Regions from separate parts of the Homo sapiens genome. Here region 2 is linked to region 1. Evidence: chromatin loops called from intact Hi-C (ENCODE). Cell type or tissue: heart left ventricle. All regions are shown on one strand. Each heading gives the region's core, and the rest is flanking DNA. Links, peaks and the distances in the headings are about the cores only.

Region 1 (17,148 bases), core at 4,622-12,621:
TGAGTTTGATCATATGGAAAAAATCTGAATATTTTAACTGCAAGCTAAATGATATGATAATATAATAGAGCTACAAAAATTGCACATAAAATTTTGTGCTAAATCAATATAACACATTGTTTTCAAATAACAAGTGATGTTTTCACTGAATTGTGCCTTCACCATATAGTCCCTTGAATTCATCTATAGTTCTGAGCATCTGTGAAGATCATCACCATATCGGAAGCTGTCTAGAATGAGTGATCTGGAAAACATAGTGTGTGAAGAATATGGAATGAAATAAATATGTTTAGAGAGTAAAATAATATCAGCCTCAGTAAATATATTCAAATACAATGCCCTTCCATATGGAATATAGAATAATTATTCTATGTAATATCAGATGAGGCCAGGCAAAAACCAGTTATAAAGCTACAAATAGCTCAGTTCAACATAAGGGGGGACTTACTAACCAATGATGCAACAGGCTTTCAGGAGAATTTCCTTTTACTGGAAACATTTAAATGATATTTAGAATGCCATCTGTCAGGACATGTAGAATAAATTCCTCACTGAGTGGGAGATAAGGCTAAATGACTTTCAAGTATATTCACGAAAATTTCTTATAATGCATTATCCAGCACTGTGAAGAGTCTGAGTTTTTTTTCCCTACTTGCAAACTAACAAGTTAGCTTGAAGCAGTTTTATGGAAGCTGGTAGAAGGTATGAGCCTCCAGGGTCAGAGACAAAGGACAGTTTATTGTTCACAGCAATAACAGTAATCAGAGTTTTTTTTTTGTTTGTTTGTTTTGTTGTTGTTTGTTTGTTTGTTTTACTGGTTCTCTGAACCATAGATCCCAGATGGTGGTGAAAGGAAGCTCAGGTGACACCTTCACATGCACTAGGTTGTACCACATGAGAAAAATATGAGTTTAGAGAATGTGAATATTTTGTAATGGGCTGTAAGGTTGCCTATCTTTTGCTCTAGGGGGAAACAGTACACCTGGCAAGGCAGTAAAAAGACTTGTCTTTCCTTCTAAGGCTGTTTGCCACACAACCATCTTTGAAAAGATAGTCTGGAGCAAAGACCAGTCAGCGCCTTGGTCACAAGATATGCAAAACTGCTATACACATGGGTAATTTTCTCCCCATAGGGATAGATTTTTATTTTTATTTTTATACAGGGCTTTGCTCTGTTGCCAAGGCTAGAGTGTAATGGTGTGATCATGGTTTACTGCAGCCTCAACCTTAGTAGCTGGGACCACAGGTGCATGCCACCACATTCAGAAATTATGGATAGCTTTTGTTCAGATGTGTAAGACCTATTTGTTACATTCATGCCATTAATAAATTTGAAAAGCATTCATAACAATGGGAAAATTAAGATATCACAGGTAAGTGACAGGATGCCTAATATTGAAGACAGAGTGGTTACTTTACTATCTATCTATCTATCTATCTATCTATCTATCTATCTATCTATCTACCCACCCACCTACCTGTCTATCTATATTCTGTCCTAGGAAGGGATTAAGGTAGCTTATAAAATACTTATGAAGTTAAATGAAAGTAAAAATAACTCACAGGAAATAAATAAAAATAAACAAATCGGACTGTATCAAAATTAAAAACTTCTGTTCATCAAAGGACAATATAAACAGAGTAACACAGCAGCCCACAGAATGGGAGAAAATATTTGCAAATCTTATATCTGTTACAGGGTTGATATCCAGAATATATAAGAAACTTCTTTGAGTTAACAACAATTTAAAAGACAACCCTGTTAAAAATGGACAAAGAACTTTAATAGACATTTTTCCAAAGGTGATATACCAAGGGCCAATAAGCATATGAAAAGATGTTTACATCACTAATTGTTAGGGAAATTCAAACCAAAACCACAATGAGATACCATCTCACACCCATTAGAATAGCTACTATAAAAAATCAGAAATAAAAAAGTGTTGGCAAGGATGTGGAGAAATTAGAATGCTTGTGCACTGTTTGTGGGATTGTAAAATGATGCACCCACTATAGAACAAAGTATGGAAGTTCCTCAAAAAGTTAAAAAATATAATTACTACATGATCCAGCAATTCCACTCCTGTGTATATACCTAAAATAATTGAAATCAGAGTCTCCAGGAAATATTTGTATCCTCATGTTCAAAGCAGCATTATTCAAAATAATCAAAAGGTAGAAGCAACCCAACGTCCATTGATGGATGAATGGATTAACAAAACATGGTATCTAACATACAATGGAATACTCTTCAGACTTAAAAAGCAAGAAAATTAAGACACATGCTACAACATGAATGCACTTCAGACATTATACTTTGTGAAATAAGCCAGACACAAAGAGAGAAATACTGTATGTTTCCATTTTCATTGATGTACCTGGAGTAGTCAAATTTATGGGGACAGGAAGCAGAATGGTGATTGCCAGGGGACAGGAGGAAAGGGGAACAGGGATTTGTTATTTAATAGGCATAGACTTTTAGTTTTGCAAGATTGGAAGAGTTCTGGAAATTGCCTGCACAACGTGAAAGTACTTAACACAATTGAACTGTACACTTAACACTGGGTAAGATCGTACATTTTATGTTATGTATATTTTACCACAGTTAAAACGACAACAAAAATAACTGAATGTGGAAGCAAGATTAAAAGTAGGGAGAGTTAAGATGAAGCCTGGATGAGGTTAGTGCACAAATATTATATCTTAAGATCCTAAAAGTTTGATTGAAATGACTACACATCTAAATTTGCTGGTAGCTAATGAAAAGAGGGTCGCATAGCCAGTATTAAACAAGCAATTGTTCAACTCAAGTATTTCTTGGCCTACAATCAGAAAGATGAGCTTATCCAAAGATGCCCTATAATGTAACAATCTGTGTTCTCAGTAACAGATTTACAGAAAAATCAGCGAGTGTTCCATATTGTTGCTTCTTAGAGAGTCTTTCAACATGGGCTGTTGGCATAGTACTAAATCTCAATCTAGTAACTTAAATTCTGGGGTAGGTAAAAAATGAGAATAGAAAGAAAACTTATGCAACAGTGCTGTCACTATACAGAGATTCAGTGAATCTTAGTGGTTTTGTCTTATTTAGTCAATTGACTTGCTACAAAAGATTGATCATTAGAATTAAATTAAAACTAAAATAAAGTATAATAGTCCTCTGCTTTTAAAAAGTTCATGCAGTCAGTTTAAATATCTTCAATAGATAATCAAGATAGAAAAATGGAATAACCCAATTTAATTTACATTGAGAAAAAGAACTGCTTTACAAAGTATTAGACCATAAAATTAGAAATAAAGGCATTGGATTTTGAAATAAGAAAATTACTGTAGATTATTGTCAAACAAAGCATATAGCTCTGCCAAAACACTAGCAGAGTATGTTTTTGCAAAAGCATGAAAGTAGAACCTAACTTCAGGGAAATAACAACAAGAAATCATTCTCAAATATTACTTGAGATCTCAGCATGTATGTGGCACAGCAGAAGAAAATGAGGTTTTGAGAAGTCAAACAGAAAACAACTCAAATATTGTCTTTCATGTTTTATCCCCAAAATTACAATTAATTCTGCAACTAATTAAATGTGAAAAATATTAAATTATTGAATTATCTCAAGTGAACAACAAACACCTATTTCTTGACATGACAAATAATTTATGAAATAATTACTTAAAAGAATTTGCTATATTGTCACAACACTGAAAAATATATAGTCAGAAAGAAATGTTATATGGTCTATCTTCTTTATAGAGCTAGTAATGAAAACACATTAAAAATCATCAGGATCTATGTTTAAGTATATTTTACTCTAAAATTTGAGTATGACATTACCTTGTTTAGGAAGACAGAATTTATAATTATACAGTGGGGGATTCAAATAATACATTTAATGGATCATCTATACCAAAAAATAAGAACTTTTAGAAGGGAGTCGCCTAGGGCTTCAAGCCTTCCATGTTCTTCATCCAAAGGAGTATTACCAGTTAACATGCATCAAATAACCATCAAAAGTAGGTATGATTACTGGATCTTTAGAGGCATGCAGTGAAATGCCTTCTTGAGCAATAGAGAACATTTATTTTTTTCTACATTTCTTCGACTTTCTTACTCAGTTAATTACTCTTTATCCACCGCAGACTTCTCCATAATGGGAAGTAATACTCACCGTTATCATTCACCTTTATATATTCAGCACCTAAGTGAATGCCTGGCACATAATAGGCAGTCAATAAATGTTTACAGAATAAAGCAATGTTAATAAAGTGGCTGAACAACATTTCCTCAAGAGCCTCCAGAGAACCTAATCATATCTAAGGTTCATGAATGAGATCTACATCTCTTGTGACCTGAATATATCAAGGATCACTCTCCACCAACTTTTGTGCCTGTATCCCAGTTGAACATCAAATGTACACAATCTTACAGTTTCTACCTTAGGCAGATGTGATCAGGAACAAAAGGCAGTTAATGTAATAATATCAGCGTAGAGATAGATAAGTAGGGCATTTGAAAACAATTCCCAAGAAAAAATATATATTTTTTTATAATTTGAAAATCTGAAAAAAGATCCTCATCTTTGTAGACTGTAATTGTGTCTTTCCATTTTTTCTTTCATCTGTCAAATGCCTGGATAGAGTGAACGTGAAATAAATTCCCATTTATTTCTTCATCTACATTGTAATCCCGAGTCTGTCTGGTAAAAGCTGTTAGTAAATCACTTGGTCAGTTCTCCCAACAAAATAGTCTTTAAGTAATACAGTATATCAACCTATCTTTTGACATTTTCATTTTTCGTTCTTGACATTTTCTCTTAAAAAATAATACAGTGTTGGCCCTATTATCTTTCCTTTGGAGTCTGTGAACCAAAATATCAGCTATCACCTCTCTTGTAGAAAAGCTCTCAAGGTTCAGAAACCAAAGATGTAGATGTAAGGCCCTACACATCTGTCTGTCTAATACTGGAGGGGAGGGTGGAGGATTGGTGATGGTGGTTCAAGAGCAGTGTGTTGAGTTTCACATGTTTTTTTCCATTCGCTGTGTTACTTGGGTGAGGTTTATTTTATTTTAGTTTAGTTTTTAGGGGGGACGGAGTCTCACTCTGACACCCAGGCTGAAGTGCAGTGGCATTATCTTGGCTCTCTGCAACTTCTGCCTCCCAAGTTCAAGCGATTCTCCTGCCTCAGCCTCCCAGGTAGCTGGGACTACAGGTGTGCACCACCACGCCTGGCTAATTTTTGTATTTTTAGTACAGACGGGGTTTCACTATGTTGGCCAGGCTGATCTTGAACTCCTGATCTCAAGTGATCTGTCTGCCTCAGCCTCCCAAAGAGCTGGGATTACAGGAGTGAGCTGCCGCGCCTGGCTGAGATGTATTTTAGAATGATTACTTTGAAAGGTACAATGAATAAACTTCCCTCTGTTCTACCTATTGGAAATTACTTATGATTCATTCGGCAATAATTTTTGAGTATAAACCATGTTCCAGCCACTGTTCAGGTTTTAAAGAAAAGAGCCAGAAAGGTAAATACATACTTAAACTAATATTTTGAGTAGCCTTATTGTATGGAAATAAGTGTTTGTCTGCATTCTATTATTTTTTATGCTGCCTTCAAATAGCAAATTACACAAGAAATTTTAAAATGAACTGAAATATAGTATACTGAATTCCATTACATAATTTTATTGGATAATAAAATCATATCCTTATTTCTTTTAGAGTCTGAAAATTAGAGGGATTTTTGATGTTAGAGTCTTAGAATTAGAGGGAAGTTTGACAGAAAAATCAAAACAATTTGTCTATCAGGTATTAAAATTACTCATATTAACATCATAATTTTTTGATTCGTGGAAGTATTAAATTACATCCAGGTAACAATATTTTACCTACTTAAGCCCTTTGTGGCCCTTTTACCAAAAGAGAAATATTGATTGTTATTCCTACGCTTTATGACATTGTAGGACTTCTAAATATTGTCTCTGATTTTCCTTTGCTAAATTAACAGAATTAATGGGAGTTCCACAATGGACATTGTATTTATGTAGATAATGTCCAGCCCAGCTAAACCACCAGGTTATATAGTATAGTTTGAAAGTTTAAAGTCAAAATTTGAATTGGATATGGACTTTGATATGGGAATTATCTCAATACTGGATTCAAGGTTTAGTTATAGATCAAACTACTGTTTCTTTAAGTGATTCCCATTAAGGAAATCTACTAATTAGTAATATTATAAATGAATGTATTAATGGTTTTTCTTTGTAATACACACTCCTTTCTTGATTGACACCGATTATTAAATCTCTCATTTTGACATTCTGTCTTCTTTGGCTCACTGTATTGAGTCTCAACCTGTTGTGACTTGCACCAAATAGAGTGTCACAGCACATTACTTTGGAAAGAATACGCTTTCCAGATATTTTTAGTAGTGCTGCCATTTCTGTGAATATAATGACAACAGCATATATTGTGTTGTGTTTGTTGAAAATGCTACATTGGATACTAACTGACTAGCCCTCAACTAAGTGTTAACCTACTTGAGAGAAATAATAAAAATACATACATAACCAGTAATCAACACATCAAAACTTGAAACAGTTAAACTGTGCGATGCTTGCAAGGGAGATGGAAAAATAAAAGGTTTAGGAAGGGGATTTGCAATGATAGGACAATTTAAAACTTAAAAAGGGCTAATCTGGAAAGAAATCCGAAGAAAGTGAGTTTTGAGCTGCCTTTGAAATAGTCACATCAAAGGAAGGAAGGTAGAAAATTCAAACTGGGAGAGTGCCTCAGAAATGACTTGGTGATAGAGGATGATGGTAAGCCATATTAACAACCGCCCTGTAAATTAGCTTGGCTAAAGCAATAAATTGATCATTGGGGAAGGTGGGAGTCTATTAAGGGCTGTTCAATAGTGAAAGGATTTTTAATTTTATGAAAGAAACTACTAATGCTTCAGGGATTACTAAGAAAGCACATAATGGAAACACTTTTAAAGAAGACAACTATTGCAACTATTCTGATGAAAAATCCAAATGCTGGGAGAATGCCAAGGATGCTGTGAAAAAGTAGAGTGGTTCTCAACGTGCAGCCTGCAAATTTTCTATAGGTTCCTTGACATTTTCAGGGGGCTCATGAGGTAAATTTTCATAATAATATTAAGAAATTATTTTCCCTTTTCACTGTATTGACATTTGCACCAATGTTGCAAAAGCATGGTAGGGAAAACAGCTGGCTTCTTTGCAGGAAGCAAACAGGTGATACCAAACTGTTCTGGTATTCACTGAGTGTATTCTTTACCATTATGGACACTCAGCCTCTATTTTTTTTTTTTTTAATAAATTTCAATCCTTGAGTACATGTCTCTTTAACATTTGGTAGGATGATGTAAGAAGTATGCATCAAGCACTTCTTCTGCATACCAAAATATAATAGCTGTCTTGGGGAAAAGCACTTCTGCACTTGTTCCATTGTTTACATTTGTGAGCTGACTTAGGCACTGTTTCTATGGAACACTATATTTTACTTGGAAGAATGGCTAACAAATTATGATTATCAGACTTGAAATTTGGCAGACATTTTCTAAAAAATGAAATGTGTGCCTGTCACTTAAAGGAACACAACTGACAGTATATATTGCTAGTGATAAAATTTTGAGCTTTCAAGCAAAAATTAGTATTTTGGAAAACTTATATCTGTCACTGCGAGCTTGACAGTCACCTAATGCTTTAAGACTTTTCTGATGAGGTCGGTGATATTAACAACTGCAATTTAAAAATTTGGTTTTGCATAATGAAATGTGTCAACATTCAGAAATCTGCATGTTTTCTAAATGACCAACAGGTAATATTACTAACTCATGAATGGATAAACAATCCAATCAAAGTATAAGATGAACTAATGGCTTTTAATGTTACAGAGTACAACATTGATTGATATGGTTTCAGAATCCATATTGCAATTAATCATTAAGAAACTACCACTTGTCAAGTCTTGGTGTAGTATCAAAGAAGAATATTCAAGATTATCTGAAAAGACTATTCAAATTATCTTTCATTTTCTAGCTGCATACCTTGTGTGACATTGAATTTTGTTCATATAAGTCAACCATATTATAATACATTGAATGCAGGATCAGATATGAGAACTCAGCTTTCTTTTATGAAATCACTCTTGCAAAATGTCAATGTTACTGCTTTCATGCATGTTTAAAAATATTGCATGGTTATTTTTTCATAAAATATTTAACATGTAATGGGATTATCATTTTGAAGTGAGTGAGTAAATAAATATGTTTTAATTTCTAAGTTGTCATTTCTATATGGCAGATATTTATAGATGAGACTCACATAAGCAAAAACCCTTTGGGATCTTTAATAATGTTTAAAAATGTAACGACGTTAAAATATAAAATTATATAATGTTTAAAAATATGGTAAAATCCTCAAAGTTTGAGGATCACTATACAAGTAAATAGTCAAAATTTGGATGAAGGCTGTAACTACAAGAATGAAGATGAAGAAGCACATGGAACATGCTTGTTGGTTAATTTGCATTATATTACACCATCTTTTTGCCCTCCTTCCTAAGACTAAAATACCCTCTCTGCCTTTTTTGGGTACTACATGTGACTTCTCGATGTTATTTTCACATTATTTTCTTTCCACAAAAACCAAGAACTACTTTCCCAGAGCCTGTATGTGTTGAACAGATTCCACAAGGAAAGCTTATAGGAACTAGAAGTCTAAAAACAAAGCAAAATGATAAGGTTAAATGCAGAGTGAAGTATATATTTCTTTCATCTGCTAATTTCTCATTGTTAAGCACTCAAAAATCAAACACTGCTTTGAATTCAACTGTCTTCTGTGTCAAAGTCATATTTGCTAGTAAAAGCTTAATAACTGGTAATAACATAAGAACATTTCTATCCAATTGTAAAATTATTTTGCCTAGGTGAGCCAGGAAAGGTACATGGTCTGCATTTTCCCCAGTGAGGAAGAGTCATAAGAAAGGTGTATGTCACATCTATAACCTGTGAGCAAAGTTATAGACAGTGCCACCAAGGAGACATTTCTTCTCAAACTAAAGGTGTTATAACTTAACATATGGCTGCTCTTCAGTCTTCAACAAGAAATGAGAAAAGGTCACAGGCCCAAGAGAGGATGAATATGAAGAATTCTTGTCATAGCAACAGAAAAGAAAATGAGGAATGGTTTAAGGAAGTACAGCAATAACAGTATAGCCACAGGATTTGCAAAATGCCTGTTAAGGCTAATGCTATGTTGTCAGTAATGTAGAATATGTATGGAATATCCTAAAAAATATCCATATCCATAAAATACACATTCTTGAAATGTGAAAAGTCGAAGGGATAGCAGAGTGGTATCTGTTTGTAAGGTCATCAGCTCTTCAAAGGTAAACTACTAGAGTGAGGGTGAGTCATGCATACTCAACAAGAGATTTCTATCTGGAAAGGAAGTAGAAAGAAAATTTTAAATATCAGGCATAGGCTGGCAAGAGTTATAAAATGAGTAGGGGTTGGCATCTGAGTCTTTTTTTTATCTCCTCCAATAAAAACTGGTTTGTCTCTTGCTACTTGTAACCTTGTATGTAATACCCTATATAGTGACTTCTCCAAGCCAAGTGTCCCAGAAAAGACCATTAGGGCAACAAAACATTGAGGGAAGTTGCCTTGAGAACAAGACACAAACATCAGTTTTACAGTATAGCCTGGGTGAGGCCGATTCAGTGGGAATGAGCCTTAGTTCTTTAAAATTGTGCTGGTTAAATTTGGAAATGTGGATAGTCTTCCAGTTTTCTTCTAAGCTAATCTTTTAAAATATTTTTGGATATCTAGTATTCATCAGCTCTCTATGTTTCCCTAGAATTTCTCAGTTTTAGTGTTGGTCCTTACCTATTTCAGTTTTTCACCACTTGTCTGGAAATCTTTTTGCACGTAGAGGCAACAAATTGGGAGGCTAAAAACAGACATGTCCCCATGGGGACCATCAAAATAGTTTTCTCCTTGTTGATAAGCATTAAATAGACCAGCCATTCACTGTGCTAAATCGAGCAAATGTGCTCAGGAAAAGAAGTTTGTGAATTCTAGACTCGTAAAATTTCAGGCTGGTCACTTGAGGTGTTTGAAATGTCACAAGGGTGACATTAAGGCTGAAATTTGCACAGAAATTTTCCATTTGCAAAACATTTTCACATCTGTAATATCATTTGACACCTTTCACAAGTGTTGAGGAAGATATTGTCATGATCTTATGTTTAGAAATCTAGAAATTGAGGCTAAGGGCAATTATGTGACTTGAGAAAGTCAAGGCTAGCCAGCAGTTTTGCAAGGATTCAAATTCAGGCCTTTGATTTCTGAAGTTTGTTTCCCTACAGTACAAGGAATCTTACAACTTCTCTCTTTATTTGTAATTATAGAGTTAATCCTTGACAATCTAGAACTTTTTTTTTTAAACCCCAGGACACACCACTTACATGTGTTAGAACTTTTAAAATCTGAAGTACATGAATGCTTTTAATGCCCCAGTGAGAATTACAGAGGAAGAGGTTGCAGAAAAGCCTAAATGACTTGTTCAACTCATTAGAATGGATTTTAGAACTGATATATTAGAAAGTAAAAAACAAATATAAAAGAATCATCTTAAAATAATATGAATAAACCCACCCACAAGGAGTACCTGTGCAGCCTTCTTGCCAGCTTCAAGTGTCAAAATGAACATCTCCCAAAGGCAGTCCTCAGCATGGGAGCACACCCTAATCTGTTTTCTAAAGACCACATGGAAATCAAAAGCAAACAGCAAATCAATAATAACTAGTAGATTCACATTCTAAAGAGAGTCTCCCAACAACAGATGCATTGTTTCATAACAATACCACTCCATTATGCTCATATATTGTTTCCTCATTTATAAACTATTTTCATATTCATGAATAAATGGGAACAATAAATGCCAAGTGGCCACCGACCTCAGGGATAAGATGAGGTTAAATTTTAAGAAGAGAAAGAGTGAAAGCTAAGATGAGAAAGAAAACATCAAGCAAGATGATTATAAACTAAACTGCTATCAACTTGAATATAAGGGTAGAAGATAAAATGTCTGGGTGAAGAGCTGTGGGAGGCATGGCAAAGTGTCATAGAGGCAATACAGGAGTGCTGTATGCAGAGCTATTTTAATTAATAATTGCAAGCTCTGTTATGAAAAAATGATCAACATATGCATTTAAAAGGTGGTGAGTGTATTTAATATAAACAGAGTGTGATCCCTTTATCACATCTTTTGCAATTTGGAAGGCTCCTCAGGGAATCTGATCCACCTTCAGAACATGCCTATGATTAAAAGCTCAAGAGGGGCCTAATCTGTTTTTCTCTGTCTTTGCTATGTCTTTACATTTTCCTCTCTTATTGTACATAGTCATGGTTGTCTTCCTCCTCCAGCCCCCCACCTCCTTCTTCTCTTCTTCCTCCTCCTTTACTTCTTTAGTAAAGAAACCTCTAATAAGATGTCTTAGCCATCTGGATCCTGTTTCTTGTGTTCATACAAGAGAAATAAATGATGACCCTTAGAAACTTAGCCATTTTTATTTGGATAATATATAGCTATATTTAATTATTTTCTGGAATTTATTTGCTTTAATCTTCATTATCATTTTTCTTACTTTTTATACAAATAAGCCTATGTATTTACCCTGCAAGGCTATTTTATTAATTCATATGACAATCACAAAGAAAAGGGAGGATTTCAGGTATAAGAAAGGGGAGGAAAGTGGACGTATTTTAGTAGAGTCTCGTGATTTAAAAGTTGTGTTGTGTCAATATTGTAAAATAGACTTGCTAAATGTTATTATTCACAAATCACACATGAGGAAAGCAAGGCTTTACAACCCAGTGAGTGAAGTGGTAGCTGAATCTGAGTTCTATGAGTTCAAAGACAATGTCTAGTATTTCTCAATGCTACCATAACCTGCAAGAGAAGTCCTCCAGATTTTAAAGATGGTATGATTTTCATCATTTTCAGGATGAAATGACATGACAGCTAGAATTTTTGGAGGAAGGATAATGACCGTAATGCCATAGGTTTGCTGGGATGTAGTTTATTTGCCAGGGAAATGGTAATAAGAAAACCTTCTCAGGAAGTTAGTGGAGAACTAAGTGAGATAGCTTATAAAGGGCCCAGTTTCCACCTGCCACACGGTGGGTGTTCAATGAATGCTTGTCCTTGTTCCTGCTTGAGAACTATTTCTTAATGTAGTCAACTTTGCACTGCAGAAAGGTGTTGTATAATAGTTGTTCCCTACAGTAGAAACAAAGGAAGTATAATCTTTGCCCTTTCACAAAAATTAGCATCCTTTATATATTTTTTTAGGGTTTCAAGAATGAGTTGGAATATTTAATGTGATCTTCAGAGGAAGCATATTTTTATAGGTGGATTTATTTTGGGGGGAATACAATAGCAAGAGACATAAAGTACTAATGATCCATATAGCATTTTTATTTCTCCTGACTTCTCAAGGAGGCAAACTGCCTAACTTGCAAAAAGACCAACCAGGTATCTTTAAAATAGCAATGCCAGGATTTCCTTTTATTTTCTTCACACTGGCAAGCCCATACAAACATAAACTCATGCACACATGGGCACACACACAGACTGTTTGCTTATTTAATTGGAAGAAACAATCAGTAATCTATGAATCACAGAAGGAAGTAAGTAGGAAGAAACATTCTCTTCATTGAGCCTTTCTTTTAAGAGTTGATGAAAATGAGTATGGATAATGTAATGTCTTTCAGAAATGAATGGCAGTATCATCAGAACAACCACCCATATGTTTTCCCAAAGCAAGACATTGTGAGGTGTTAAGAGATATATGCAGGTAAGATTACATCCTTTCCTTTTGTGTTCCCAATTATTATCCCCTAGAAGCAGTAACAACACTAATACTTAGTAGCCTATATATTTGTTCATATCAAAAAACTGGCACCCGCAATGTTCCCTATTATTTTACTATAGTATTGTAGTTTTGTTTAAGTTCATCCGAGATCATGACAATTATTTTATCTAATGTTGTTGATGTGTTACATTTAGTGGCCAAATTTTAAACCCTCAGTTCTGGTAAAGAAGAGAGGGGAACATCACACACCGGGGCTGTTGCGGGATGGGGGCGGGGGAGGGATAGCATTAGGAGATATACCTAATGTTAAATGACAAGTTAATGGGTGCAGCACACCAACATGGCGCATGTATACATATGTAACAAACCTGCACATTGTGCACATGTACCCTAAAACTTAAAGTATAAAAATAAAAAAAAGAAGAGGTTATTGTATTTAAAATATCTCATTTCTTGATATCTGCAAGAAATTTGCAAAATTCCTATTACTTCTATTATGAATCAATTCATTCTAAAACTCACGGGTATCTGTAATGCTTTAAGCGAATATCACCTTTGATCATAATTATCCACGAAACTGTGATTGATAACACCCCAAAAGCTGTATTTTCATAGACGATTTCCAATTGTCTACTTTATTGAGTATGTTATGTTCAGAAGGGTATTTTATTTATTAATTTATTATTATTTTTTGAAACAGAGTCTCGCTCTGTCTCGCCCAGGCTGGAGTGCAGTGGTGTCATCTTGGTTCACTGTGGCCTCTCCCTCCCGGGTTCAAGTGATTCTCCTGTCTCAGCCTCCCAAGTAGCTGGGACTGTTACAGGTGTGTGCCACCACACCCAGCTAATTTTGTATTTTTGGTAGAGATGGGGTTTCACCATTTTGGGCAGTCTGGTCTTGAACTCCTCCTGACCTCAGCGATCCACCCCCCTTGGCCTCCCAAAGTGTTGGCATTACAGGCAGAAAGGCATTTTAAAAATAATAGTCTCCTTTATGAAAATATAGAGCTTATTTCTATTACCACTGAAAATTACCTGTATTTGTTATTGGTGGTGGGATTACAATAAAACACAAACCTGATATATTTTGATATTCAGGGATGCTTTTGAGCATTTTACTTATATTTAAAGAAGAGAAAACAGAGGCCAAGGGAAGTTAATTATGAAAGTCAAAGCTAGTAACTGATAAAGCAGGGATTCAAATCTATGCCTTTGTTTAATTTTGATCCATGAGTTACTTAGATGTGTATGGTTTAATTTCCAAGTATTTGGAGGGGTTTTCTAGGTGTCTTAGTCTTAAATTGATTTCTAATTTAATTACATTATGGTTAGAGAACAAGCTCTATAAGGTTTTAAAATTTTTGAAATTTTAATTGAGTCTTATTTTCATCTCTAGTAGTACACCTTCTCTTAAATTCTACTTTGGTAATAACACAGCAAAATTAAGCATTAAAAATAGACTTTTATGTTTATTGTATAGTGTATCATTTTTCATTTTTTTACTTTCAATGTATGCTTTATATAGATAGCATTTAGTTGAGCCTTGCAATGTAATCCAGACTGATGGTCTCTGCCTTTTAACTGGAATTTTCAATCAATGTACATATGTTTGATGTAATTACTGACGTAGTTTGATTGAACTCTGCCATCATGCTTCTGTTTTCCAGTATCTCATCTATTTTTTATTCTTTTCTTCCTCCTTTCTTGACTTATTTTCAGTTAATTAAATATTCATTAGTAATTAATTTTAAGTCAATTATTGGCTTTCTAGCTATAATTTTTATATTTTTAATCATTTGCATCTTTATCATAGTCTATTTACAGTTAATATTGTACCATTTCATGTAAAAAAGCCTTACTATAGTAAAATTCCATTTGTTCTCCCACCCACAGGCCTTTGTGATATTGTAGTCAAATATTTTACATTGGCATGTGTAATCTTATTATTATTTTTAATTTAGTTAATATAATAAAAATGCTATCATTTTCTGTTTAAACATTTATCTTTAAGGACATTTTGAAAAGAAAATACAGTCTTTTATATTTACCATTTATCACTTCTGGTACTTTTATATTTACCATTTATCATTTTCATATAATAGTCTTTTATATTTACCATTTATCACCTCTGGTACTCTTCTTTCTTTTTTGTAGTTCAAGTTTCAATCTATTGCCATTTCTTACAAGTTTCAATCTATTGCCATTTCCTACAAGTTTCAATCTATTGCCATTTTCTACATTTCTCTTTATTATTCTCAAAGTGCAGATCTGGTAAAGATTAATTTTTTAACTTTTATTTATATGAAAATATTTTCATTTTACTTGCTGAAAATCAAATTCTAGTTTAAATTTTGCTTTCGGCACTTTAAAGTTGTCGTTCCATTGTATTTTGGCATCCATATTTCTGATTAAGAGTTACCAGTGATTTGTATCATTGTTCCTCCTGTGTAATGCGTTGTTTTTCTTTGGCTGCCTTTAATATTTTCTCTTCATCTTGGGTTTTCATCAGTTTGATTATGATGTTCCTAGATGCGATCGTCTTTGAATCAGCCTCTCCTGCTGAGGCTTACTGGGTTTTCTTTTTTGTTTTTAACCAAAATGGAAAATTTCCAGAAATTATTTTTTATATCCTATTTTCTCTTTCTTCTTTCTCTGAGACTTCAATTACATGTATGTTAGATTTCTTGTTACTATCCCTGAGGACAGGTCACTGAGCCATTGATTAATTTTTAAAAAATCTTTTATTGTCTATCTCTTGTCTTTATAGTGGATAATTTCTATCGATTTGTCTTCAACTTCACTAGTCCTTTCTTTAGCATTCTCCAAACTGATGTTAAAGTAATAAATTAGTACATTTTAAAGGTCAGATATTTTATTCATCTATGCTAAATCTCCATTTGGTTCTTCCCATAGCTTCTGTTTCTTTGTTGGGATTCTCATCTCTTCACTCATTACAACTATTTTTACCTTAAGATCCTTGAATGTACTTTCATAGGTTTGTTGAAATCCTTGTCTGCCAGTTCTACATCTGGGTCTCGAAGATCTATATCTGGTTCTACATCTTGAAGTCTATTTCTATGGACTGCTTATTTTCTTAAGTCTCATTTTCCTACTTCTTTGCATGTGTGGTAATTTTTAACTTTATGCTGGATATTTTGGGTGAGACTTTGTGGGGAATCTGGATTATGACATATTTCCTGAAAAATATGTTAAGATGTTGAGGTTTTTTTGTTTTTGTTTTTTTCCCCCTGTGAGAGAATGCAATGGCAGATACTCTTGTTCTTGTGAAGCTTAGTTGTATTTTTTGTTAAGACAGGTCTATTTTGTCTTTGAATTTAATCTTAAGGTGTGGTCCTTTTGGTAGGTCATGGTCCTTACTATTATAGTATGATCTTTCTGGGGCTCAACTGAGTACCTGAGGTGCTGAGTGAAGTCTCTTTACCCTAATACTCCAACATTTCCAAGCACTGCAGGTCACCTAAGTATTTCCATTTAGCACTTAGTTCTGTGGCAGGCAATTTCTGCTGTATGGAATCTCTTTCCTCACATGCATGGCTCAGACCTTGGCTAAGAACTTACAGTAAATTCCCATGCAGACTTCTGTCTCTCAACCCTTTCACACAGCTACCTCTTTCTTGGCCATGTTTCCTGTCATTATAGCTTCCTTGGCAGCCTTGCTATTCTAATCTCGGCCTCTTCAGTTTGGTGAGACTGTAGTTTAACTTGATATCCATGTCCCTGAACTAGGGCAGAAAAATAAACCGAACAAAAAGCTGAGAAGATTATGGGGCTCATCCTGTGTATTTTCCTTCTTTCAGGGATCACAGTCCTGCTCTGACCATTGTCCAAGGCCTGAAAGCCGTTGCCTCTTATATTTTGTCCAGTTTTACAGTTGTTTACAGCAAGAAGGCAGATTCAGTACCAATAACTGTGTCACGGTTAGAATAAAAAATTCATGGGTTTATAATTATTTTTCACAAAACCTTGTGAAATAGTACTTGTGAAGTAAGTACTATTATAACCTAGTTTTTTTGAAAGTTAAATTCAGTCTAGTGAGTGGAGCAGTCATAATTTGAACCTAGGCAGTCACATTCTAGACGTTGTGGTCTGACTAAATATACTATGCTGGCTCTGCAACATAACTTATGTTGATTTCCTTCACAGCATTTATCATACTCTTCATCTCATATATATGCTAATATTTATTTATTTATTTACACTCTGCTACTTCTGCTGGTGTATAA
Region 2 (17,148 bases), core at 4,490-12,489, 220 kb before region 1:
TTACTAGCCACATGATGGCTAATAGTACTAGAACTGAAATATAATAACATATGGAAGAAATTCATAAGTAAAATTAGCCACAAGATGGCAGCAAACGTTTAACTATGTTCTGACTTATCCTTACACTACAAAATTCTTTCAATCTATTGAAATTTTGTTCTTAAGAAATACGTTTGTAAATTCAGGTACTCGGTGACTTTGGTTGAGCCCTTTCCTGCGTTTAAAGTTCTACATATAGTAAATGTTTATAAAGCCCTGAGAATTTTTCCTGTGAAGATAATGTGTGTGTATATCTACACACACACACACACACACACACACACACGCACACACACACGTGAAAGATGTAAAAAGATATAAAAATCTCTGATTCTTTGAATTAGTAATTTTTGTTTTTGGTACCCTGTATATATATAATTTTTTGGTACCCTAAGTAACCTGAGCTTTCTTAATTAAAAGAGTAAAATAAGCACAACTAATAAGCACAACTATTTTATTCTATACTATTTCATTTGTCGTGTCCGCTCATTAATGATGTAAGAGTTAAAATTATCAGGCTGAAAGAAAAGTTAATCTGATACCATTAAGTTTGAACCTAAGGCCAAGAGCATGACTGACTGATTCTTGGTCGAAGCATCTTAATCGACTTTCTCCCCATGGATGTCATGTCCCATATTTTGTTATTTCAGAATCTAAGGATTAAAGTTTAAATCTATTGAAGATCTTATGTCTCAGAATCCTTATGTATGTATTTTTGGTCTCTTGCCAACATGTAACCTTTAATTGCATGGTCTGTACTCTAACATTCATATATTGCCTAAGATAAGCTGGTAGCTTTGTGGAGGCCATTATGATTTCTGACCTCTAATGTCAGAAGTATAATTTTATTAATAAGTAAATTTAAGCAACGATAACCTTTCCCGAAGTTTGGTTAGTTTAAAAGTAACTTGATAATTAAATGCCATGTGCTACAATTTAGTACTTTTGCCGCTACCTTTATATTTCTTTTGAAATTTTTCAAAACTTTTCAAAACTTATCCTACAATGGTTAAATAAATCACCATTGGCTACTTAAGAGTTGCAATCTTCATTCTGAGTTTTTAAACTTGTAAGTAGAATTTCTAACTGCATGAGAAATAGACCAACGATTGGACATATATTAAAAGTTTGTGCTTGTATGCCAATAATATTTATAATGAAGTTAGTATGATTTGTATTTAAAACTATAATTATTCTTCCATTTATTAGGCATACCTAGTAAGTTGTTAGTATAAATGTCTGTTATTGATACCACTTTAATTTGGCCAAATCAGAAGCTCTAAGTTATAGAGTTTGAGGAAAACACTGAGGCACAGGCTAAAGGGAGGGGACACGTGATAGTAGATAGGATCTGGGGGTTTGAAGACTAGGGTAAGAGGAGAGCTTAGGGAAAGGGGAGAAGTGTCTCATAACTCACGAGTAAACAGGTTAATTGGCTTAAGATGTCAAATGCTAGAAAATTTCCTGGGAATTAACACCCATGAATAGGATTTCAAAATCTATAGCTGAGGCTCAGTTTCTCCTGAAATTAATATTATATATCTCAGTGGGAAAGATTGACTACTACTTTTTAATCTTGAACTCAGCAGGTCTGTCTTCAGGTACATGTGAATTTGGAGTTGATTGAAAAACTCCTGCCCTTCCAAAGCTTCTTTAATGCTTGACATACTTTGAATAAGTCAGAAAATGTTTTTGGAATTATAGTAAGTATCTATTAAAAATGTGTGTTCTCAAGTCCAGCAGAACTTAAAAGTAAATAAAAATAAAAATGAGTTTTGGCTAATCTATCAATTTTACTTTTATTTTATTTTATTTTTTCGTCCTTGTCCTGGTACATATTATATTTTAGAAATTTAGGGAAATAGACTAAAAAGCAGAAAGTTTTTTGTCTTCGTTGTTTGTTTTTAAAGAGAGAATGAGAATTATTGAGAAAGAATGAATAACAAATAAACCTAGGACTACTGAAGATAAGTTTCCCCGACTTTGCACTTTTGCCTGTGATTTACCCTATCTACCTTCCTCTGTGCGGAGAGCACTAAAGGAAGTACTTCATATTTGTATCTTAGCAAAAATAATATATTTTATTATATTCTTAGCCACTAGTGAACTAGCAATATGTTCACCCTTTCAGTCATTCTGAACTCAGAATCTTCTAGAAAGGTAAAAAATCTTGTATCTATCTTTCCCTCCCCTAAGTCAGAAGCAGTTTGTTAGTTCATTGAGAGAAAGCATGAAGCCCCTGGTTCCATTTTTAGTTCATTGATGGTTATTAATACTTAGTCATAGTTAAGATAACAATAGAAAAAAATGAGAAGCTCCTTTATTAGCATTTGCTAAGGATTTAAATTTCAGGGGCCTTCATTAAAAGAGCATTTCAGCAAAATTAAACACACTTGGAGTTTAGTTTCATTACATATAAAAATGGATACATTTTACATCAAAGAGTAACTTACCAATGTTTAGTTTAATAGTCATGCTATGATTTTTACTGTCTATTAAATTGAAGGATAATATTTGCACATAAGAAAAAAGATCAAATATACAACAGTATACTGCAGTAAAATATGTCTCATACCCCTGTCTGGCTAATCTGTCTTTCTAGGGGTATGACTTTTGATACTTTCTAGAAATATAAGCATAGACATATGTACATTCTTCAAAAATGTATTTCTTTTTTTTTTTTTTTTGGGAGACAAAGTCTTGCTTCTGTTACGCAGGCTGGAGTGCAGTGGCACAATCTTGGCTCACTACAACCTCTACCTCTGGGTTCAAGTGATTCTCGTGCCTCAGCCTCTTGAGTAGCTGGGATTGCAGACGTGCACGACCATGCCCGGCTAATTTTTGTATTTTTAGTAGAGACGGGGTTTCACCGTGTTGGCCAGCCACGCTGGTCTTGAATTTGTGGCTTCAAGTGATCTGCCCCCCTGGGGGCCTATCACAGTGCTGGGATTACAGGTGTGAGCCACCATGTCTGGCCAAAAATGTATTTATTAGATTTATTCCTAAGTAATTTTCTCTTTAGAATGCAGTCATAAATGGATATTTTACCTGTTTCTAAGCTGTTTTGTAAATAGGTGACTCTTTGGTATATGTGTGTTATTTTGTAATCAGTCACAGTTAATAAATTATCACTGTTTTTAATTATTTTCCAGCTAATTTTACTGGATCTTTCAGCTTTCAGTTGAAAAAAAAAGTCATAAGTTTACCAATTGAAAGGAGCATTGATAAGTTACTTTATAGTTTAAAAATAAAACATAACAGAAGAATATACTTTTGATTTTTAATTCATTTTATTTATAATGACATAATTGTACATGTTTTGGGGTAAAGTGTTATGTTTTGTTGCATGTATACATCGTATAATGACCAAATCAGGGTAATTACCATATCACTGTTTTCTTTAAGGAAAATATATTTAAATGTCAAAACATTCTTTTCTGAATTTGCCTCTATATCTTATGGACATAAGAAATTCTATCAAATAGTAGGTTTTTAGTATATATCTGTTGATTGAATGAGATAAAAATTGAAATAAAAATGGAATGAAATCAAAGCACAATTAAGTTCATAAAAGTAAGGATACAACTGAGCTTATCCATATATACAGTAGTATAGGAAATGTGATCCCTCTACTATGAGATATAGGAAATCCTAGTAGTGTAAAACCTTGCAGATATGTGTGGCAGAGCTTGAATCACATTCCTCAGTGCTTTGTTTCTTACAGATTGACATAAGGTATCAAATATTCAGTTGTTTTACAAACGATTACCTAGATAGTTCACAAGAACCAACCAAAAACTATTAGAATTAGTAACAGAGCTTAGTAAGGCAGCCAAATAAAATATAAATGCATAAGTATCAAGAGTTTTCCTTTATGCTGGCAGTAACCAGTTAGAAAGTGTAGGAAATGAAGACCTCTTTTCCAATAAAATTTGATATAAAATATCTGTAAAACATGAAAAAAATATATACCCAACTAATAGTTTAAAGCAATACAGATAAAGATAGCATTATATCAATTGTTTTTACAAATCACATTGTAAAAAAAAATTGAAGGAGACCATTGAGGGCTAGTGAGGCAGGATAGATTCTTTCCTGTTCTGACAGAGTATAGGTTGAAGCAGTATACCCTTTTTCCATCAGGAACTTTTCATATTCTGCTTTTCTACCGCTAGTGTTCTAGTATAGAAAATTACCAACATGTGGTTTAATATTTTCGTATACAAAGACATATACTTTCATTTATTTCTTTTTATTGTGGTAGAATATACATAACATAAAATTTACCAGTTTTAACCATTTTTAAGTATATAGTTCATTGGCATTAAGTATATTCATACTGTTGTGCAATATCACCACCATCTGTTTTTCGAGCTTTTTCATCTTCCTAAACTGGAACTGTGTACCCATTCCACAGTAATTCCCCATTACTGCACTCTAAATGCTCAAAAATAGTGGAATGATTAAATTAATTGTGGTATAATCAGAGATTTGTCAGCTCTTCATTAAGACTAAATCCTTTGAGACAAAAAATTACAGCTAATTGAAAAACATAAGATACAAAACTGAATAATATTCCAGTTTTGTTATGAAGAACATTTTATACGTGTAGAAATATATCTCTTAAGAAATATACCAAAGTGTAGATAGTAATTGATTAGGAGAGTTATGGGTAATTCGTGTTTTCTGAATTTTTCTTAACTCAAAAAGTAACATTAAATTGAAACAATATTGACATTTACAAGTACTATTAACTGATTTGTACAGGATAAGCAACCTAGAGTTATTTAGCAAATTGATCAAGTGGAAAGAGAGGTTCTATAGCAGGCAGAGGGGATGTGGTTGTTCAAATGACAAAATTAGGGAAGCTTTAGAATAACAAAAGCTGTCTATCTATCAGTGGTGGAGAGCTGAAGCAAGCATTATAATTGTTGAGTATAATATTTAACACTTTGTAAAGAGGCTTAACATTTCATTTCAAAGTACTTCTATGCATTATTTTCTTTTAGCCTTATGATTACTATGGGTTAGGTATACTAGATATATTCTACATTTTTAAAATAGAAAAAATTTTCAGAAGAAACAACTTTCACAAGGTTGTTTTTTCTCTGTCACCACAGAATGAATAGTCTTATAGTGCCAGCATAACAAGGCAATTTGGCTATTCATAGCCTAGATTTATAAATTTAAAGTGCAAATTGCTTATAGGACTATACAAAATCATTTTGTCTAACTTGCTTTCTTCTGAAAATCCAACCATAATTTGGGCAAGTAATATTTTTAATTACTTAGAAATTAATTGTCTTGTTTAAGTGGTTCAGTGGTTCTTGGCCTATATGAGGTATTTTTAAAAATTTATTTTTAATTGACACATAACTACATATTTATGGGGCATAATGTGATGTTTTGATACATGTATACATTGTGTGTTGATCAAATCAGGGTATTTAGCATATCCATCACCTAATATACTCATTCCTTTGTGGTGTGAACCTTCAAAATCCACTATTCTGGTTATTTTGAAATATACAATGCAATAATGTATTGTCAACTATAGTCACCACTGTGCAATAGAACAACAGAACTTATTTCTCCTTTCTAACTGTAACTTTGTGCCTGTTGACCAATCTCACTCCAGCTCCCACCCTATCCTGTCCTCCCCAGCATGTCAGCAGTGGCTGACCTCACAGAAGTACACAGTAGACTTGTGGTTATATGAGGTCTTTGATTCCTTTGGGAATGTGATACAAGCTGTGAACCCACTCTTCAGGAATATGCCCTTTGCACGTGTATACACAAAATTTTGCACCCAATTTCTGTTCATTGTCACCCTACCGGCTCTTGATCACAGGTTTAGAACCTCTGATTTAGAATCCTTACAAATGCTGATTGAGGACAAAAGGGTAAAGTAGGAGAAAGTCTAAATCTTAATTTGAGTTTATGTCAAGAACAGTGTTTGTGGTATTGGTTTTGTAGCCAACTTTATACTTCAGCATTAAGTTTAAGTCTGCTAAATTTCTAACTTGTTTCAGAGTTGTTAGATTTTATTTTGAGGTCTATTTCCAATTGCTTTGGTATCCATGACCCTTACAACAAATTACACATTTACTGAATGCTTATTTTTCACTATCCTTAAGTCAGTACATTTCAGGGTAGAAGTTATATCAAGCACATGAAAAGTCTTGAGTAGCTTCATTTATAAATACTCCCATATATAAATATGCTTAAAAGTTTGATTTTTAGAAACAGTTGTGTGTTTTTAAGATAACAAAAAGTATTATTTTTCAATAGGAGAATCTTATTTATACTGCTGATCCAGAATCCTTTGAAGTAAATACAAAAGATATGGACAGTACATTGAGTAGAGCATCAAGAGCAATAAAAAAGACTTCAAAAAAGGTGAGTTTTAGTGAAAGTATTATTTAGCACATCTCTAACATATTTTCCAGACTATATTCAAATAATATTGCTGCAAACACCAGTATAAAGATAGTTTATAAAACAAAGCTGTTCTTCGGTTCTAGGAAATGACCCACAGAAACAATAGTTTTACTTCAGTGACTTCCTTGCCACAGTAACTATAACTTGTTATCCCTCCCGTTACTGTAATAATGATGCTTCTGTGAACTATCCTGCAGTAGAAATGTACTGTTGGTGTTTTAGATTTAAATATGTGTGCACTCATCTTAAATATATCGCCACAGTTATTTTCAGCAAAGGGCACACGGTAGTCAGGGGACCTGACTATCTATTCCTGACTCTAGAAGTCTATTTTAGTCTTCTCGTGATGAAGATAACTTACTTACCTTATCAGAGTTGTTGAGGATTACATAAGTATGTTGATAATAGGCTTTTTTAAAGTAGCACTAGAATTTTAGTGTTCTAAGAGAGATTTACAGCCATATTCTCTACTGCTAGATTTACAAGTTTTGTTTTCTTTCCCTTGGTGGGGGGGCTTTGTATTTTAATAATTTTTGTATCTCCTATCATTTAACATTTATGATGTATAAGAGAAAAACATGTTAGATTATTATTCAAGTGAATTCCTTCACTCTTTCAATAAAGAAATGGAGGTTGAGGGGATTTTTGGATTAGAAATCTCACAACTAGACTGGCTGAATCAGAGAAGAACTTAGGTCTCTTCTCTCCCAGGCTAGATTTCTTTTCTCCTCCTCCTTCCATTGGACTGCAGTGCTCTCTAAATGAAAGTTTAAATAGTCTACAAATTTCCTCACTGTTTTGTGCCAAAGAGATTCTAATCCTGCCACATAGTACAGTAGAAAAACTTTTGCCATATATTTGGCTTTTTTATGTTTAAATATTCTCATCAGCTGTATTGAATTTGTCTAGGTTTAACTAATTGTAACTTAAACTCTAGGTTACAAGAGCATTCTCTTTCTCCAAAACTCCAAAAAGAGCTCTTCGAAGGGCTCTTATGACATCCCACGGCTCAGTGGAGGGAAGAAGTCCTTCCAGCAATGATAAGCATGTAATGAGTCGTCTTTCTAGCACATCATCATTAGCAGTAAGTTATTTTGATTTAATGGGGTAAATGACTTATTTATGAAGTTGTTATGGAATTTGTTAACTTCTAAAAATTGGAAATATTTCTTCCATTTTAAAAAAATTTTAATAATTTTATTTAACCCAGTATGCTAAAATATTATCATTTGAATGCGAATCAATGTAAAATTATCAGTGAGATATTTTCATTCTTTCTTATGTACTAAGTCTTAAAAATGTGGGGTGCACCTTATACTTACAAAGCTGGCTGCATTTCAGACTGGCTGTGTTTCAGGGGTTTCATAGCCACAAGTGGCTAGTGGCTCCTGGAAGGACAGCACAGCTCTGTACACTAGCACTGAAGAATCAGCATGGAAAGCATGATGCTAGGGGAGAGGAGTTCTCCCCTAGTGCACTTTAAACCTTGGCATCCTATCATACGTCATTTTTTAAATATTTATATCCAAACCTCTAACCTCTTTATTGGGTAAAGGCAACTGAGAAAACCCTACTATGAATGAACTAGAGACATACTTAATGTGTAGTTTATTTGATAGGAAATTTTACTGGGATTGAAATATGTTCTAAAATCTCTGAGAAAAGAAACGCGTTTCAATCTGGCCTGTCACTTTACTAATGTAAATAGCTATGATTCTGTTTATACAGATCGGTTCCAATGACATAGCAGAGACCGAGTTTTATTCCTTTTACTATTTTTGTGATGAGTAGAATATAATCTCTGAAACTGTATTTCAGAGGATGATACGAGTTCTAAATTCATGTATATTGTATATATATGTATGTATATTTAAAGTGTTTCCTGAACAATCCAAATTTCCAACAGTTTCAGAATTATTATTAGATATTTAATACTACTATTACTAAGTATTTGAGTGAAATATCTGTTCTTTATAAAATTATTAACCTACTGAAGTTAAGAAAAGCAAGTGACTGTCATTTCTTAGCTGTGTGTCCTGTAGCAAGTTTCTTATTCTCTCAACTGCATTTTTGCAGATGATGTTATATACTGAGGGGCAATTTGGGTGGTGATTAAGAGCATGGACTCTGGAACCCTAGTGTTCAAATCCTTGCTCTGCTATTTACTAGCTGTATGTGTTTTGGCAAGTTATTAACAATCTGTTTCAATTTCGTTGTCTGTAAAGTGAGTCTTAAGTAGTTATAAGGATTAAGCGAGTTATTATATGTAAAGTGCTTAGAACAGTACCTGGCACATTGTGAGTGCTCTTGAGTTTTATAAGTGATTTCTTTTTATTTATAAAATTTCCGCAGGTAAGACACATAAATAATACTCATTAAATATATATTTTAAAGTTGCTTAAAGTCTTCAGTTAACACATCAAAGAGTTATGGCTAAATCTATTAGTGTATTTATACAGGTTTTTCATCAACATTAATCTTAACCAATGGGAGAGAAGCTGCATTTAGTTGATAAAATGAATATATGCAAAGTAGTTTGGCCAATTAAAATTGACAAATGCAGATAAACATTAATTTGTGAAAATTAGATTATAGCTTTCTCGAAGCCACCTGTAGCAACTATTGTAAACATTTTCATCTTTCAAATGAAAATAAATGAATTTTATAGAAAATTTTAGAAAATTAATTTATTTATGGTTATGTCACTTTTAATAGACAGCATATGTAAGAAGCAGCTAAAATACCTTCAAGACATTAATGTCATCTTCTCAATTGCTTGTTTCTGTTCTAACAGATTACCCATTCTGTTTCCACAAGCAATGTAATTGGATTTACTAAGCATGTTTATGTTCAGCGCCTAAACTCTACTGGTGGGCGCTCTCAGTACTCCTGGTTTCAATCTGTACGTCATTCTGCTTTCCGAGCTAGTTTTTCAGAGATACTAGAAGGAAATACTGATTTTTCAAATTTCAAAAAAGTTCTTTCCAAGTCATCTTTGACATTTGTGAAGAATTAGGAGATTTGCCAACCACTAATGGAAACAAGCCTCATGAAGTTTAATGTGAGCTTATTAGCTATTTAAAATTTGTATTTGCGGGAAAAAAAAAAGGAACATATTTTTTCTCCAAGGAATCACTTATTTGGTGGGTGGGAACTTTGGAATTCACAATGTTATGACTGCTTTGAATTAATAACAATTTAGGTTTAATAGAGTTTCTTAAGTCCAGAAAAAATAAGTTCCATTAGAAATTTTCTTATTTAGGAAAATTATCATTTTAAAGAATAGTAATTGTCATGAGTAGTGGATTTATATTCCAAATCTGATTCTTAATGTTAGATTTATAGCATTTATAGAAAATTATGCTTTTAATATGCCAAATCATAAAAGTTCCATGTGAGGAAAGTGTAAACTTTTATATTATACATTCATATCATCATTTTGTTGATACTTGAATGGTTATACTTCATCAACCCAGCTTTTTAAATGCTTCATTTTACAACCTTGTTGATGAGAACTTAAGCCAATTACCTTACTAGCTCTTACAGTTAGCCATTTATATATGTTAAAACAGTAGCCTTATAATTTATTTTGATTTACAGTTATTCTTGAGTCTTTGCATGTTATTTGTTAGAGTTGTTTTATTTTAAAATTTTTAAGACTTCTCAGGGATGTAAAACTTAGCAATTTAATAATCACTGTTATCCAGAAGGATTGCTGTTTCACTCAATTTTTATACGGAACGAAATTTTAAAAATTATTTAAAAATATTTTTTAGAGATGGGGGTCTTGCTAAGTTGCCCAGTCTGGTCTCGAACTCTTGGCCTTAAGCAATCCTCCCACATCAGCCTCCTGAGTAGCTGAGATTACAGTGGAACAAAATTATATATACATATATACACTCTGACACTCACATATGTACATCTGAGTTGTACATATATTACAAACACTCTTTGAGAGTGTATGACTTAATTTTAGAAAATTATTTCCCATGAAGTGATTTCATTCCTTTTAATTCTGCTTTATGAACTAAGAAGAAACCTTGTTTGCCAATTTATAATTTTTTCTTTTATAACCTGAAACACTGAATCATTAATATTTCATAAAACAAAGTTAGGTATCACTACTAGCAATAGGCCAATATCTGTTCAGTTGAGTTAATATCTAGTTAACTAGTCTAGCTATTTGGCTTTGTTCTCAGAATGCTATAATAGTTTTCTTTTTTCTCCCTTTTCCATTCCCCTAACTTTAAAGAGTTTAGAATTGTCAGATGTCTTGTACTTAATTGTTACAGTAATTTGTAAAATGTAAAAATAATAGGCATGATACTGAACTGTATTTTACAATTTTTTTAAAGGAAAATTTAAAATATGAAATGTTTGTTTTGTCTTAACAGGGTATCCCTTCTCCCTCCCTTGTCAGCCTTCCTTCCTTCTTTGAAAGGAGAAGTCATACGTTAAGTAGATCTACAACTCATTTGATATGAAGCGTTACCAAAATCTTAAATTATAGAAATGTATAGACACCTCATACTCAAATAAGAAACTGACTTAAATGGTACTTGTAATTAGCACTTGGTGAAAGCTGGAAGGAAGATAAATAACACTAAACTATGCTATTTGATTTTTCTTCTTGAAAGAGTAAGGTTTACCTGTTACATTTTCAAGTTAATTCATGTAAAAAATGATAGTGATTTTGATGTAATTTATCTCTTGTTTGAATCTGTCATTCAAAGGCCAATAATTTAAGTTGCTATCAGCTGATATTAGTAGCTTTGCAACCCTGATAGAGTAAATAAATTTTATGGGCGGGTGCCAAATACTGCTGTGAATCTATTTGTATAGTATCCATGAATGAATTTATGGAAATAGATATTTGTGCAGCTCAATTTATGCAGAGATTAAATGACATCATAATACTGGATGAAAACTTGCATAGAATTCTGATTAAATAGTGGGTCTGTTTCACATGTGCAGTTTGAAGTATTTAAATAACCACTCCTTTCACAGTTTATTTTCTTCTCAAGCGTTTTCAAGATCTAGCATGTGGATTTTAAAAGATTTGCCCTCATTAACAAGAATAACATTTAAAGGAGATTGTTTCAAAATATTTTTGCAAATTGAGATAAGGACAGAAAGATTGAGAAACATTGTATATTTTGCAAAAACAAGATGTTTGTAGCTGTTTCAGAGAGAGTACGGTATATTTATGGTAATTTTATCCACTAGCAAATCTTGATTTAGTTTGATAGTGTGTGGAATTTTATTTTGAAGGATAAGACCATGGGAAAATTGTGGTAAAGACTGTTTGTACCCTTCATGAAATAATTCTGAAGTTGCCATCAGTTTTACTAATCTTCTGTGAAATGCATAGATATGCGCATGTTCAACTTTTTATTGTGGTCTTATAATTAAATGTAAAATTGAAAATTCATTTGCTGTTTCAAAGTGTGATATCTTTCACAATAGCCTTTTTATAGTCAGTAATTCAGAATAATCAAGTTCATATGGATAAATGCATTTTTATTTCCTATTTCTTTAGGGAGTGCTACAAATGTTTGTCACTTAAATTTCAAGTTTCTGTTTTAATAGTTAACTGACTATAGATTGTTTTCTATGCCATGTATGTGCCACTTCTGAGAGTAGTAAATGACTCTTTGCTACATTTTAAAAGCAATTGTATTAGTAAGAACTTTGTAAATAAATACCTAAAACCCAAGTGTATTTTATGTCTCATGTATTAATTTCTTCAAGGAAATTTTCATAGGCAAATATGAATGCTTGCATCAACATATGCTCTTTTGTGTACTTGCTTGCTTACTTGTTTATTCCTTCCTCCAGTAATATTTTTGATCATTTTATTTTACGAGGCTATCTGTAAGTTAGGAATTTTTAATCTGGAATCTACTTTGAGAAATGTAGATAGTGAATCCTATAATGTTTTATGCAAAATTTTGTGTTTATGTGCATATATGCATTTTTCTGGCAGAAAATACACAATTGTTATTTTTTTGGAGGTGGAACTGTTATTTTCCCCCAAAAGAGTGGGGTTTCCAGAGACAAGAAATGACATGAGATAAGGAATAAAGCTAGAAATGTATTGACTATACACTGGCAAAATATAGCAGGTAGTTAATTTTAATTTGAAAGGGAATGTTTCTGGTTTTTTACTGTTATCTATCTGCCTTAGGTTTTTAGACTATCCTTGTTATCAGATGAAGACAGTTTGCATGTATCATGTGTAAAATTAGGATTCTGTATCATGCATGGATATTAAATATAATTAACTTCTCTATTGAGAAAATCATAATTTAGGTTTTTATTAAGAGCACTTTTAGTTTCTTTAAGGCATTTAGGTCATGCAATAGTGTTTTTTCCAAGAATCCAAGGTTAGTTCAATATCGGAAAATTTATTTACCAATATGACTTACACTGACAAGTTAAAGAAGAAAGACATGTGATTTATCAGTAGGTTCCAAAAGGTTGTTTACAGAATCTTAGCCACTGTTCTTAATAAAAATTCTAAGGGCTTTTGGTACCATGTCTGAGTAAGCTACTACATTTAGAGTGCATGTTCTTCTAACAGAAACATCAAGCATTTCTTTATGAAATATAACCAAGAAATAATTTTCATATATAACTGAGGTTAAAAGAATAATCTGGAAATCCTCAGATATGAGAAATTAAGAACCAAAGCCATAATGCTAAGTGTAGACTGATACCAAAGACTAGTTGAAGGGATTTGAGGCTAATATATAAGCCTTAAAATGCTGGAACGTTGATCCCTGACTCAGCCTAGTTGAAGGTAAGATCTTAGTTAAGAGCAAAAGAGGAAATAAAAAGGCATGAGGAGAGTAAAGAGATGAAGTAAATAGAATGTGTACTCCAGGAACTGGAAATAATAGATCAATCAAAAAGATAATATAAGAAAGAACTCATACTGAATAATAGACATGACTTTTTAAAATAAACAAGCTTGATTGGAAAAAGAATCAAGTTGAACTTCTAGAAGTAAAAATAGAGACCTGGCTGAAGAGAAAACTAGTGACCTAATAGATAAATTTCAGAAAATTACCCTCACAAACCATTGAAAAGTACTAAGAAGTGTTTAAGAGATGTAAAAAATGGGACATGAATATCCAACAACCTATAATAGGATATCTGGAGAGAAAAATTAAAATACTAGAAGGGGGTAGAAAGCAATATTTGAAGAGTTGAGAGTTTTCTAAAAATAGAAAAACATGGAACTTAAAATCAAGCATGCACATTAAGTATTGAGCAAAGTCAATTAAAAAATTCTCACAGAGCGTTATAGTCAGTATAGGAGAAAAATAAATGGAGAGCGCTAACATGTTTATGAATAGAAAGATGTAAAAAGGATGTGAATTTTCATCAATTTAACCAATACACTTAATTTCAACTGAAAGCTTAGTGGATTTTTTTATGGAACAATACAAAATAGGTCAATATAAACAAAGTTAAAAACAGGTCACAGAAAAATGTAACTCAAAACAAAGGATTTACATTTAGAGTGTAAGGAGAACTCCAGTCTCTAAAAACAACCTAATAGAAAAATTCCCAGATGGTTCACAGAAAATTAGAAGTTACCATTAAACATGTAAGACTATCAACCTTAAAAGAGAAAGTTCATTAGAATTACACTAACCTACCATTTTTAATCATTAGAAATCTAAATATTTGACAGTGTTTCTGCTGGTGGGGCTGTAGGTAAATGTACTCTTACGTATGTCTGTTGTGAATATAAAAATGACTGCAACCTCCATGGAGGGAAGTTTAGTACAGGCACACCTCAGATAATACTGCACATTTGGTTGCAGATCACCACAATAAAGCAGCTATCTCAATAAAGTGAGTCACATGAATTTTTGGTTTCCCATTGCATATGAAAGTTATGTTTACACTATACGTAGACTATTAAGTGCAATAGCATTATGTCTAAAAAAACAATGTTCATACCTTAATTTAAAAATACATGATTGCTTACAAAAAAAAAGTTAAAGATCATCAGAGGCTTCAGTGGGTCGTAATCTTTTCTGGTGGAGGATCTTTAAAATATTTTTTATTTCTAATTATGGATACATAATATTTGTATTATGTATATTTGTATATTGATGGGTCCGTGTGATACATATTTTTCTTTCTAAAACTTCTAAGTTTTTCTCTTTTTTTTTTTTTTTTGAGACAATCTCACTCTGTCTCCACAGCTTCATATTCACCACTTATATTCTTTATGTTCCTTCCGCTGCTTTTCTTGAACCTCCTGAACAAGTTACCTTTGCCTTAAGGTTCTGAAAGAACTATCTAGCAGCAAAGGCTTATCCTTGTTCAAAAACAATTGCAGGCTTAACTAAATTAGTTGAGGCATCTTTAGATATTGTAGTAAGCTCACCTTTAAATCTGATGGTACCACGTGTATTAGTCTTTTCTTGCACTGCTATAAATACCTGAGACTGGATAATTTATAAAGAAAAGAGATTTAATTGGCTCCCAGTTCTGCATGGCTGCACAGGAAGCATGGTGGCTGCTTAGCTTCTGGGGAGGCCTCAGGAAATTTACAATCATGGCAGAAGGTGAAGGGGAAGCCAGCACTTCAGATGGCCAGAAGCAGGAGGGAGGGAGAGAGACGGGGAAGGTGCTACACACTTGTAAACAATCAGATCTCATGAGAACTCTTATGAGAACAGCACCAGGGGGATGGTGCTAAAGCATTCATGAGAAACTCACCATGATCCAATTACCTCCCACCAGGCCCTACCTCCAGCATTGGGGTTTACATTTCAACATGAGATTTGGGCGGGGACACAGATCCAAACCATATCAATATGCAATACACTTTTCTCTCCCCTTCTTACAGAAAAATTGGCATATAATAATTACTGTTCTACAATCTTGCTTTTATCACTTCAAAATATATTCTGGAAATCACTCTATATCTGTATATAAGTTCTTCATTTCTTTTTACAATTGCAGAGTACTCCACTGTGTGAGTGGACTCTATTTTATTCACCCAATCCCCTATTGATGAACATTAGTTTCTAGTGTTCTACTACCACAATGATGTTGCAAGTTTTATGAATAGGTCATTTTGTATTTCTGTTAGCATAATTTGCAAAACAAACAAAAAAACTACATGTGGGATTACTAGGTCAAAAGATCAGTATATAATTTTGGTAGATATTATGGGCATATTTTGTTTTATTGCACTTAGCAGATAGTGTGCTTTTGATAGACTAGAGATTTGTAGCAATGCTGCATTGAGCAAGTCTATTAGCACAGTGTTTCCAACAGCATGTGTTGACCTCATGTGTCTGTGTCACATTTTTGTAATTCTTGCAATATTTTATACTTTTTCATTATTATAACTTTTGGTGATCTGTGATCAGTCATCTTTGATGTTATTATTGTAATTGTTCTGGGGCACCACAAACTGCACCCATCTAAGACTGAAAACTTTATCGGTAATTGTTGTGTGTGTCCTGACTGCTCCACTGAACAGCTGTTCTCCAGTCTCTCCCTCTGCTTGGATCTCCCTAACTCCTGAGACACAATATTGAAATTAGACTAATTAATAATTAATCCTACAATGGCCTCTAAAAAATCAAAAGCTAGGAATTACTAAACTTAGTGAGGGAGGCATGTTGAAAACAGAGATAGACTGAAAGCAAGGCCCCTTGTGCTAATAGCCGAGTTGTGAATGCAAAAAGAGTTACTGAAGGAAATTACAAGTGCTATTCCATTGAACATGTGAATGATAAGAAAGTGAAACAGACTTATTGCTGATACGAAGAAAGTTTGAATGGTCTAGAGAGAAGATCAAACTAGCCACAACAGTCCCTTAAGCCAAAGCCTAATCCAGAGTAAATCCTTAACTCTCTTTCAATTCTATGAAGGCTGAGAGAGATAAGGAAGCTGCAGAAGCCTGAAGCTAGCAGAGGTTGGTTCATGAGGAAAGAAATGGTCTCCAAAACATAAAAGTGCAATGTGAAGCAGCAAATGCTGATAGGGAAGCTGCAGCAAGTTATCTAGAAGAGCTGGCTAAGATAACTGAAGAAGGTGGCTATGCTTAATAACAGATTTTCAATGTAGATGAAACAGCCTTCTGTTGGAAGAAAACGCCATCTAAGACTTTCTTTTTTTCTTTGAGATGGAGTTTCACTCATTGCCCAAGCTGGAGTGCAATGGCGCGATCTCGGCTCACTGCAACCTCTGCCTCCTGAGTTCAAGCAATTCCACTGCCTCAGCCTCCCAAGTAGCTGGGATTACAGGCACGCCCCGCCACGCCCTGCTAATTTTTTGTATTTTTAGTAGGGATGGGGTTTCACCATGTTAGCCAGGCTGGTCTCGAACTCCTGACCTCAGGTCATCCGCCCACCTCGGCCTCCCAAAGTGCTGGGATTACAGGTGTGAGCCACCTCGCCCGGTCAATCTAAGACTTTCATAGCTAGACAGAAGTCAATGCCTGTCTTCAGTGCTTCAAAGACAGGCTGACTCTTTTGTTAGGGGCTAATACAGCTGGTAACTTGAAGCTATGTTTATTGACCATTCTGAAAATCCTAGGGCCATTAAGATTATCCTAAATAGACTTTGCTTGTGCTCTATAAATGGAATAACAAAGCCTGAATGACAGCACATCTTTTTATAGCATGGTTG

The links. A loop is a pair of places that touch in the nucleus more often than their neighbours do. Peaks named below come from ENCODE experiments on the same cell type or tissue, not always from the same donor. Only the 100,000 strongest peaks of a DNase experiment are listed, where the experiment ranks them.
Region 2: it touches region 1 in a loop (4-fold over the local background); 21 of 110 quality-filtered maps call a loop at or near these places.

Annotation. Positions count from the first base shown.
Region 1 is chr3:173,028,640-173,045,787 of GRCh38, forward strand. All of the region lies in intron 3 of SPATA16 (spermatogenesis associated 16), which reads right to left. Among named protein-coding and RNA genes, the nearest start is that of SPATA16, 100 kb to the right of the region's middle. In heart left ventricle, for the core only: no CTCF peak of the experiment used is centred there; no DNase peak of the experiment used is centred there; H3K27ac peaks cover 782 bases.
Region 2 is chr3:172,809,274-172,826,421 of GRCh38, forward strand. It overlaps ECT2 (epithelial cell transforming 2), which reads left to right. Exons shown (of 25, transcript NM_001258315.2): 23 at 6,331-6,438; 24 at 7,418-7,564; 25 at 10,875-12,201. The coding sequence ends at 10,964. Among named protein-coding and RNA genes, the nearest start is that of ECT2, 67 kb to the left of the region's middle. RefSeq lists a silencer at 15,973-16,173. In heart left ventricle, for the core only: no CTCF peak of the experiment used is centred there; no DNase peak of the experiment used is centred there; H3K27ac peaks cover 1,511 bases.